2 separate regions of the Homo sapiens genome follow, and region 2 is linked to region 1. The links are chromatin contacts, found by Hi-C or POLR2A ChIA-PET in ENCODE. All regions are on one chromosome and are shown on one strand. The core of a region is the stretch at or near the end of the contact, and the rest is flanking DNA. Distances in the headings are between cores, read along the strand shown.

Region 1 (4,499 bases), core at 823-3,322:
TTTACCCGCACTCACACACACATGTGCAAAGGCTGGAATTCCATTTGCTATAAAGTTTTATTTTATTTTGCTTGGAAGGGGAGTGAGGGGGAGAAGTGTCCTGACCTAATTTGTTCTAGGGCAAAATACTGTATTTCATGTGGAGGTATACACCTGTACATGAATCCTTGCTTGCTGCCTGTGGGTGTCCTGCACATGTGTGCGTCAGCCTACCTGTAGCTGTACACCATACACAGCTCAGGAGCACACACCTGTGGTCTTACCCAGGCCACCTAAATGATGCATGCAAACAAACCAGATCCAGAGATCTGAGGCTGAGCCTTAAACCTTTTTATTATAGCTTCAAATTAACGCTGATGTCGTTCAAGTGCATAGCACAATGTCTGGCATGTATTAGGCACTTAACATAAATGGCTGAATGAATACATTAAACTGAGATTTAAAAAGTGACCTAGTAGTCATAAGAAGAGGCTGCAAATAAGCACTGTGTAAAAGATTCTAGACCACAAGGAAAGGCACAGGCTCAGAGACCTCTAGGTAACTTGGTGGCTTTGCCATGGAATGTTCCAACAGTATTTGCTTACCTTCAAGTTTCTTCTTCTGACCCCCCTCTATTTCTCAAGACTTCTTTTTCAGATGGGTGAGAGCCCTTGGGTTCTAATTATAGTCAGCAGAGACCAGCCAGGGTGTGAATTCCTCCCTTCTGCAGGAACTAGGTTTCCAGAGTGACTTGTCACCAGGAGGGGGAAAGAAATGTCCCAGGCAAAGACTAAGGAGGAGGCTCGCCGGAGCACCCCCGCCCCCCTTAGCCTTGCAGGAGTCCTCCCACCAAGGGCTTTCTCAAAACAGGGCAAGGCCTGACCACAGCGATCTCATTCCAAGGCCTGGATTGTGGGGTTGTTTGGGGACCCCTATAGCCGTGTTCATAACTTGGGAGAAAACATCCACACTGACCCTGTGAATGCTAGTTCACAGAAAGACCATTTTTAATATGAAAAGAGAAAAACAATTTGAAGGCCCCACAATTTGTTGTGTAACAACATAATTTCAAGTAAAGTGAATGTGATTAAAACATCTTGATTTCACAAAGCCATTCAGAGGAGGCTTCGACAAACGCAAAGCGACCCAAACCCTGGAGGGTCACATCCCGGCTGCTACAAACCTCGGCGGGGCGGCCCCGCTCTTGCGGCCGGGACAGCGCAGCGGCAGCAGGGGCCGCAGGGGACCCGCAGATTGGCACGCCGCTCCCCATCCCCGCAGCGCGTCTGCACCGGAGACTCTGCGGGGATTGTAGCCGGAGGGCGGGCCGGGCTCCGAGGCGCTGCTCAGGCATTGGGGTTTGTCCTCATGAGCTCCACGTCGGCGTGCACCATCTCCCTCACCAGCTCCTGCAACACAGGGGTGGGCGTGAGGGAGGAGCTTCTGCCACTCTCTCCTGGTGACACCCCACCCCGGGTGTCGGCCCCAGAGAGGCCTCCGCGTCCCTCGTTCCAGCTCCCCTCACTTCTCCCGCACCCCGCCTTCCGGGCTTTGGGCATCGCAGGCGCCTCAGGCGCCCGACCCTGAGAGCTGCCGCCCTGCAGCCCGGGGCCCCGCAGCGGGCGGCGTGCGCCCTAAGAGATACTCACATCGAAAGCGACCCGGGGCTTCCAGTTCAGCTTCTGTTTCGCTTTGGTGCAGTCGCCCTGCAGAAAGTCCTAGGGAAGAAGAGGGGGAGACGAAGCAGGCGTGGGTCGTGGGGGTGGGGGCAGCAGGTCCCGAGCCCCGGGAACTCCCACCGTTCCGCTCCCTCTGGGCGCACAAGGCTCCGGGTTTCCCTGCTTTCGGTCCCTGCTGTGCGCGTTCAGTTGCGGCTCTCGGCGCCGTAAATCACTAGGTCGCGGTTAAGAATGTGCTGTGCGGACCCGTGAGGACCGTGACCGCGATCCACCCCCAGCTACCTCCACACCTCTTCTCCCCAAGGCGTCCCTTGGGCTCTTAATGCTTTTTTTTTTTTTTTTTTTTTTTTTTTATAACATGAAGTTGTCAGGGACGCTCCTATGAGAACTGTTTGGAATTGCTGCACTTCTCTGGCTAGGAGGGAAGTGAGTAAATCACCAGGCGCCCCTCCCAGCTGCCCGTGTCCCTGCGCCGCTCAGCTCCTGCCGCAGGGCTGGCCGCGCCAAGCGCGCGTCCTACCCAAAGCCACCAGCCCCGCGGGGAAGGGACTCGGGCTGTGGGGCGCGAGGCCCCAGGACTCGGGGACCCCTCTACCTCGGCGGCAGCGTGCGACCCTCTTTCTAACGCGGCCGTGGATGTTTCTTCCCGGGCCGCAGCCAAGCGCGGTTCTTCCTGGGCGGTGGCTTTGGGCTTTTCGTACCCACAGTCAAGTCAGTTCACGTCGCCTCCCGCACACACGCGTTCATAAAACGAAACTGGAGTTTCACGAAGCAATTCTTAGGCTTAGCGTCCAGGAACGCTGTAGACGGTCTATTCTATTCTACCCCTATTCTACTCGGTTCGATTCTGTTCCTAAGAAAATGCCGATCTCGACCCACTTGTACTTCCACGAGCGGAGCTGCAGCCAGCAGCTCTGCAGGACCCCGCACTGCCCGCCACCGTCCCCTCTGGCAGTGCCTTCCTCCTCCCGCTTTCCCCAACTGCTCCACTCGAGGAAACAAGGGCATTTCATCTCCATCGACTTAAGAGGCTTCCCTGGAAGGAAGGCTGGCTAAAAGAAAACCAGCGGAGAAGAACTTAATCCTGCTCTCAGCCCCTACTCACCAATGTCTTTCTTACAGCTCTGTGAAGACTGACTGACATGAAGGTTGAGATGAGAATTTCAAGATGAATTACAAAATAGGAAAGAAGGAAGAAAGGAGGAAAGGAGAAAGGGAGGAAAGAAAGGAGGGAAGAAAGAAAAAAGACTTTGAGATACATAATTGCTAGAAGTGAGATAAATATTTAGCTTTTGCATACACAAATGTACTCGTCAAATAACACATCAGATGTGATTCCTCGAAATAAACCGAACGCAAAGGCCGTACGAAAATAGCCGATCTTTAAAGGTGAGAAATACTCGATCATTCTATTTCAGCTACATACAAATTAAAGAACAGCCTAAAAGGAGTTTCATCGTGTGAAAGTAACAGCCAGTCAAGCTGCCACTGAAAGCCTTTCCTGCTTATTTTCTTCAGACTTCCCTGAAACTTGGCAGGTGGGGAATTTGTTCTAGATTCATGATGGTCGAGAGGGCAGGGGTGGGACCTGCTTTGCCCTGGGTTTGGAGCTCACCTTCTCTGCTGAGCCTTCTAGAGCAGAGGCTGTCTGGATCCTGCTGAATGTCTGCACCGTGGGCTTGCAATGGGGCTGCAGCAGTACACGCAGCGACTCTCGCTGTCGTTCTCATCATCCATCACTACTTTTTCAAACGCTTTGCATTTCGCAATACACTGAAGTACCAGTTTCCTCCCCAGAGTGTTAATAGTACTAAAACAAGTTATTTCTGCTGGCCCTAAAAGTCCATATACAGATTCTTCAGGAAAAGTAGAATACAAAAAGTAGTAATTAGCAATTTAACATAGCGCTACAAGGAAATAGCAATATAAGCAGAAAAACGAAGTAATTTATTTTTCTTTCCCCTCCCTAAATAAACTTGTATATATTTCTACAGGCTTCTATTTTGCTATAAGCGTCACACAAAGATACTCATTCTTTTTCCCCAGAGGAAGCTGTGCAATGTGGAGTCATGCAGCCCATCCCTCCCCTCTCTCAATCCTATAGCGGCTAGACGGTGTGGAGAAACATGGTTATTGTTTAATCACATCACACTGGCTGTAAATCAACCAGCACGACATAGGATGCATTTCATGGCTGTGAACTCATAGTCAGCAAAACCCTAAAACCCAGTTTGGCTTCAAATAATCTTGGTAGGCTTGGGAAATGGAGCTTTGTATTGTAATTATGTTTCCTGTAGTTTTCTACAAGTAGCTCACAATATAAAAACAACCAGGGAACTACAATTAAGGAAAAAGAAAAATGTTTTTCAAAGGCTTAGAAACAGACCTTGCTACCATACACTGTAAAAGTATTTCATTGAAACCAGAGACGCACCCAGTTAAACTTCTCAATTTAGTTTTGAGCCTAGCTCCAATACTGCAGTCTAGCTGCTTCCTTTAACCTTCTGCCAAGGCTCTGTCTCCCTGAAATTTAATTAGACCAAGAGACCTTGGGAAGAAAAAGGATGAGGTCCCCTCAGAACAAAACATTGGCTCTCTATGCCAGCTGTTCCTAGGCTGACATCTGGACTGGGCAGTAAGCTTATGTTCCAATCAACTTTTAAGGAAAGACTACGAGCATCCCAGCTTGTTTTACACTTAACTGTTCCTGAAGGAATTTCTTACTTCTTCCCATTGTGTCATTTATAGAAAAGATATAGTCAATGGTTCATCCTGCAAGGTTCTAGGCACAGGACATACTTAAAGGGTGGCGTGGGGAGGGCCTGTGTGGGAAAGCGCACA
Region 2 (4,484 bases), core at 1,094-3,593, 210 kb after region 1:
TCTATGTGATAGTTATTATCAACAAGATATTAAATTATCTGAAATTTATATAAAATTGAATCCTCCACACTATACACTATAGTATACACACTATACTATAAGGCATTTCAGGGATAAGAAATATATATAACTCTTAGAACCTCTTCGAGAATATGCCTGTTTTGTAGACCGATATGTGAAAATGTACCCAAACACTTCAGAAAATGTAGTCCTTCCATTCATGTCTAGGAAACTATTTGCCCAAAGCATTATAATTTTTAAATGGTTCTTCAAAAGTAATGCACATAAACATGATTATCTTGTTTGCTATATTTGGCCAATGCAGATACAGGTTCAATATTCCCAAATCAGAATGATCCAGCAGAGTTATTCTGGTAAGGCCATTTGTAAATTGTTTCCTGATTGGCTACAAAGGCATTACTGCCATTATAGGATTAAAGTAAGTCAATGGCTTTCTTCCCTCTAAATCATTCCGCTGGTTACACTGGCCTCCTGGACGTTAGGTCAAAGCCCTCCCATCCTGAAACTAAAGGAGAATTCAGTGGCTGTGTCCCATCTGCCATGTGTGACAAGTGATATAAGCAAGAATGCCTGTACTCTGGATCTGCCACTTACCAATGTGCCATTTCTCAGTTTCTTTAGTAAAACGAGGAGTCCAGATAATCATTCCTTAAGGGAAGCGTGAAGGGAAAATCTCTATGAACTGCAAAACACTAAACAGATGCCAATTTTAAGTATTTTAGGTAAGGTTATAAAGTTTTTAGCAAAGGGACTAAAGAAGAGCACTCATCAATGAGAATTACAATCCCAGAGGCAGTTAGGGAAACATGACTTAGTAAAATAAAAATAAACACTGTAGGATGCCATGTCACTCAGGCGATAGAAGAAAGTTTTTTATTCCAGCTTTCTGAGGATTCATCCGAACACACATATTCCTAACCTTTTTAGGTTTTTTATAAAATCTTGAAAATTCTTTAAGCACCTGTAGGGATTATTTATCTGAAGGAGCTGAAGCCTGCTTCTAGAGGTATTTGCCAGAGCAAGCTAGCATATTGAAAAATTAGATGTTCAATCCCTGGTAGCCTAGTTCCAGCCCACAGTCACCATCTCTCACCAGGTCTCTACACAGCCAATGCACAAAGGCCAAAGAGGAGTTTCAGCCACTTTTACCCTCCCCATAAGAATTTTTGTAAATACATAATTCCAAGGAAATTTCTGTCTGGTCACAGTTGGTTTGTTTTTAGAACAAAAAACCATAAGGTGGTTGATAACGTCTTCAGAAATTTAATAAATATATAAAAACTACCATCTTACGTGGTTTGATTAGCACTAAGTGAAGGTAGGGTACAGAATTAAAATCTCTTTAGAACAGTGGCTCATGTCTATAATCCTAGCACTCTGGGAGGCCAAGGTGGGAGGATCACTTGAGCAACTTGCTATATTGCCCAGGCTGGTCTCGAAGTTGTTCAGGAGTTTGAGACCAGCCTGGGCAATATAACAAGACCCCATCTCTACAAAAAATAAGAAAATTAGCCAGGTGTGGTGTCATGTGCCTGTAGTCCCAGCTACTAGGGAGGCTGAGTCTGGAAGCTCCTCGAACCCACCAGGAGTTTGAGGTTGCAGTGAGTTATGATTGAGCCACTGCACTCTAGCCTGGGGGACGGAGTGAGACTCTCTATACCCCTACAAAAAAAACAATCCAAAACTCCTTAGAGATTAATTTTTATTTGTAGCATTTGACTCTGTGACTGGAGTGATGGCTTTTATTTTTTTTATGTGTGTTGGAGAGCATGTAAATGCACTGACAGCCAGTCACAGCATGATCACCTACTTTTGTGCCCATTACACAAGCAGTAACTTGGCTGTTCCGGACTCACTGGATGTTCAGGATGAAGAAGTGGAGAAGTGGAAAAGGACAGGTAAAGGTAAGCCAGAGCCAAAGACTCCTTGGTCTTAAAAATAGTCCACCACATGCATTGTTAGCTTGACTGCAAAGCTCTTTTCAGTGAGAAAAGAATGAACAAAGTGAGGCCGACACATTTCAGAAAGCATATCTGCAAACTGCCTATAAGGCAAAAGCGAACTTTTCATTTTCTGTCTCGTAAGTTCTGTCTTTGCCTGCCACAGACCTGATGAGCTTCAGCGGAAAAGTCAGCATGAACATGTGAAGCACACGATGAACTTTATCAGGCTGCGTCTCTGTGGCCACTTTCCAGATCACATATTTACCCAGTAAAAACATTCAGGCCACACGAGGAAGGAAGTCTTCGGCTACTGAAGATCATTAGTAGCACTGAGTGCAACCACTGTCAGTTTTGTGGGGTTGGCCTCTGATCACTCACACAAAGGACGGAAAATTGCTGGCGCCGCTGGACCTGTGCCCAGCTCACCCGGCAGTGGAGCGTATGAAAGCCTTTTTTTTTTTTTTTTTTTTTTTAAACTAATGCACTGGAAGGGGGCAAAGGGTGGCATGGACCCTCAGGCACATTAATCAGCAGGGGAATTGGCCAAATGTCGTCTCCCGCTGGGCTTCAATGCCAAAACTACACGTGTCAGTGACTTCCAGAGAAGGGGAGGCCCCAGAACAACACTGGACACATCAAATGTCCTCCCTTCCTTCATATGGAAAGCTCATCTCGGAGGTGTCAGGATAAAACATGAGAACAGCATCTGTCCTCAGAGACCAAGCAGAGTGATTCACTATTTCATGGCACAATGAGGGGAGGAGGACGCTGTAATAAAAACTTTATAAGGTGAAATCTAAATCCTGAATGCAGCACACATTTTTAAAACTTTTTTTTTTTGCCTTTTCTTCCTTTCCCTTCTCCTCCCCTTCCTGAGGGAACATAACACAAGGTAATTAAATTGTAAATTACTTGAGAGAGAAATGTTTAGACTCATGACAAGTCTTTGTGCAGAAAACAAAACTTCACACCCCACACATATTTTGGATGACCTAATTCTTCCAGCGAAGTTTAAAACTATAACCAAGGTTGTTTAAAAAACCATTTTCACATGGAAGGGCAGTGGGTTGAAAGATCCTCATTATTCAAGAGAAGGGAAATTTATGAAGGCAGAAATTAATACCAAACCCAAACTGCTCATTAAACAAACAAAGTAAATTAAGAAGTTGTTGGTTAGGTTTTCTCTATTTCTAGTCAATATCTAAATGAGAAACATGCTCTCCTTAAAATCACAATGCATATATCGCATCAAATCCATAGAACAACTCTAATATTCTTACTCACTCAAAAATGAAGACATGTATATACAAACATAACTGAATCACAAAGTCAGAGCTTAGGTTCTGGTTAAAATTTACAAAAAAATTAAATAGAAATTATTAAGAATTAGCACCTTAAAATCTAGTAGTTAAAGTTCAATCCTGGTAGGTTACGGATTTGCAGGTTAAAATGCTTGGCATGCTTTGAAATTAAAACAGATGATATTAATTTCATCAATTATCAAGAAAATAAAAGCTATTCTATAAGGATTCATTAAATGTCCATTGAAGATTTAAAAATATTTAAATCTAAAAGAGATTCCATTTAAAATGTTCTCAGTGGTGGGGGAAAAATGCTGGGCTATTTTAAGGCACTAATTTCCATCTGGTAGAACAGATCCAGACCTACAATGTTGCATTTCCCTGAGCAATTGCTCTGAGGGCCTGGAGGTTACCAAATGTCAGAGGCACCATGATACATCATCTGTCTGTTGGCTCCAGTTGGGATCCATCTTTTCTTAGCGCTTGACATCTATGGGGAGAGTCGGCAACTCCCTTTCATTAAATAACAAAACACAACAAAATCCTTTATTTACAGTGCTTTTGTAAGATTTGGTTTAAGCATCAGAAGTATGTTAAGCTTTTAACATACTTCTAAGTTAAATGCAAGATTACTCTGTTCTTAAAGAGAATTGAAGGGCAATTTCTTATTAAACAATTTCCTATTAAACTTATTAAACTTATATAAACTATAACTTATTAAACTATACAATAATTCCAGAATAACTCATTTTTAAAGATCAGATATTGCATTCATATGGTTAAAATCTCAAAAATTAATGTGACATTACTCGATTTTCTCCATCCAGGTCCCGGGAACCCTGTTTGTTCCGTCCCCCTTCCTGCAACCAGGCAACCACAGGAACAGTTTTATTACCCCCATCCACCTTTTTATACTACTTTATACACACTATTCTTGTTTTTTCAACTTAATGTCTCTGAGGGCATTTCAGTTTCACGGAGAATGTTCTTGTACTTTCCTACAGATGCAAGCAAATCACATGATAGATTTACCACAGTTTAATTATTTTTTTATTTAGATATTAATTAGTTCTCTACTGATAGAGAGGGAGAGGGAAGGAGGGAGGGAATATAAAGTGAGTGCTAAGTGCTAACACGGGGCAAATAACACGGACGGGAGGGGCACAGAGTCTGTGTTGCGTAAGGGGGGGTCTGTCAGGGAAGTTTTCCTTGAGGACAT

What was found. Hi-C counts contacts between places; a loop is a spot of excess contacts on that map. ChIA-PET counts read pairs that join two places held with the same protein, here RNA polymerase II (POLR2A). Pooled maps may share reads with other maps.
Region 2: a loop to region 1 is called in a map of chondrocyte, with 3 times the contacts of the local background. The contact joins two enhancer-like sites. A Hi-C loop is called at or near these places in 7 of 168 maps with a recorded cell type or tissue (PC-3, chondrocyte, endothelial cell of umbilical vein and 3 more) and 10 of 50 pooled maps. POLR2A ChIA-PET finds 5 or more read pairs at or near these places in 3 of 52 experiments (A673, AG04449 and HEK293T).

Annotation. Positions count from the first base shown.
Region 1 is chr6:1,622,844-1,627,342 of GRCh38, forward strand. GMDS (GDP-mannose 4,6-dehydratase) reads right to left here. Exons shown (of 11, transcript NM_001500.4): 10 at 1,629-1,697; 11 at 963-1,388. The coding sequence ends at 1,326. Among named protein-coding and RNA genes, the nearest start is that of FOXC1, 15 kb to the left of the region's middle. RefSeq lists an enhancer at 1,645-1,754. Within about 2 kb of position 2,073, at least 7 of the 41 ENCODE cell types and tissues checked have a DNase peak (open chromatin) inside an H3K27ac peak, as active enhancers do; they include endothelial cell of umbilical vein and heart left ventricle, where a contact is called at or near this core.
Region 2 is chr6:1,830,713-1,835,196 of GRCh38, forward strand. All of the region lies in intron 7 of GMDS (GDP-mannose 4,6-dehydratase), which reads right to left. Among named protein-coding and RNA genes, the nearest start is that of FOXC1, 220 kb to the left of the region's middle. Within about 2 kb of position 2,344, at least 7 of the 41 ENCODE cell types and tissues checked have a DNase peak (open chromatin) inside an H3K27ac peak, as active enhancers do; they include endothelial cell of umbilical vein and heart left ventricle, where a contact is called at or near this core.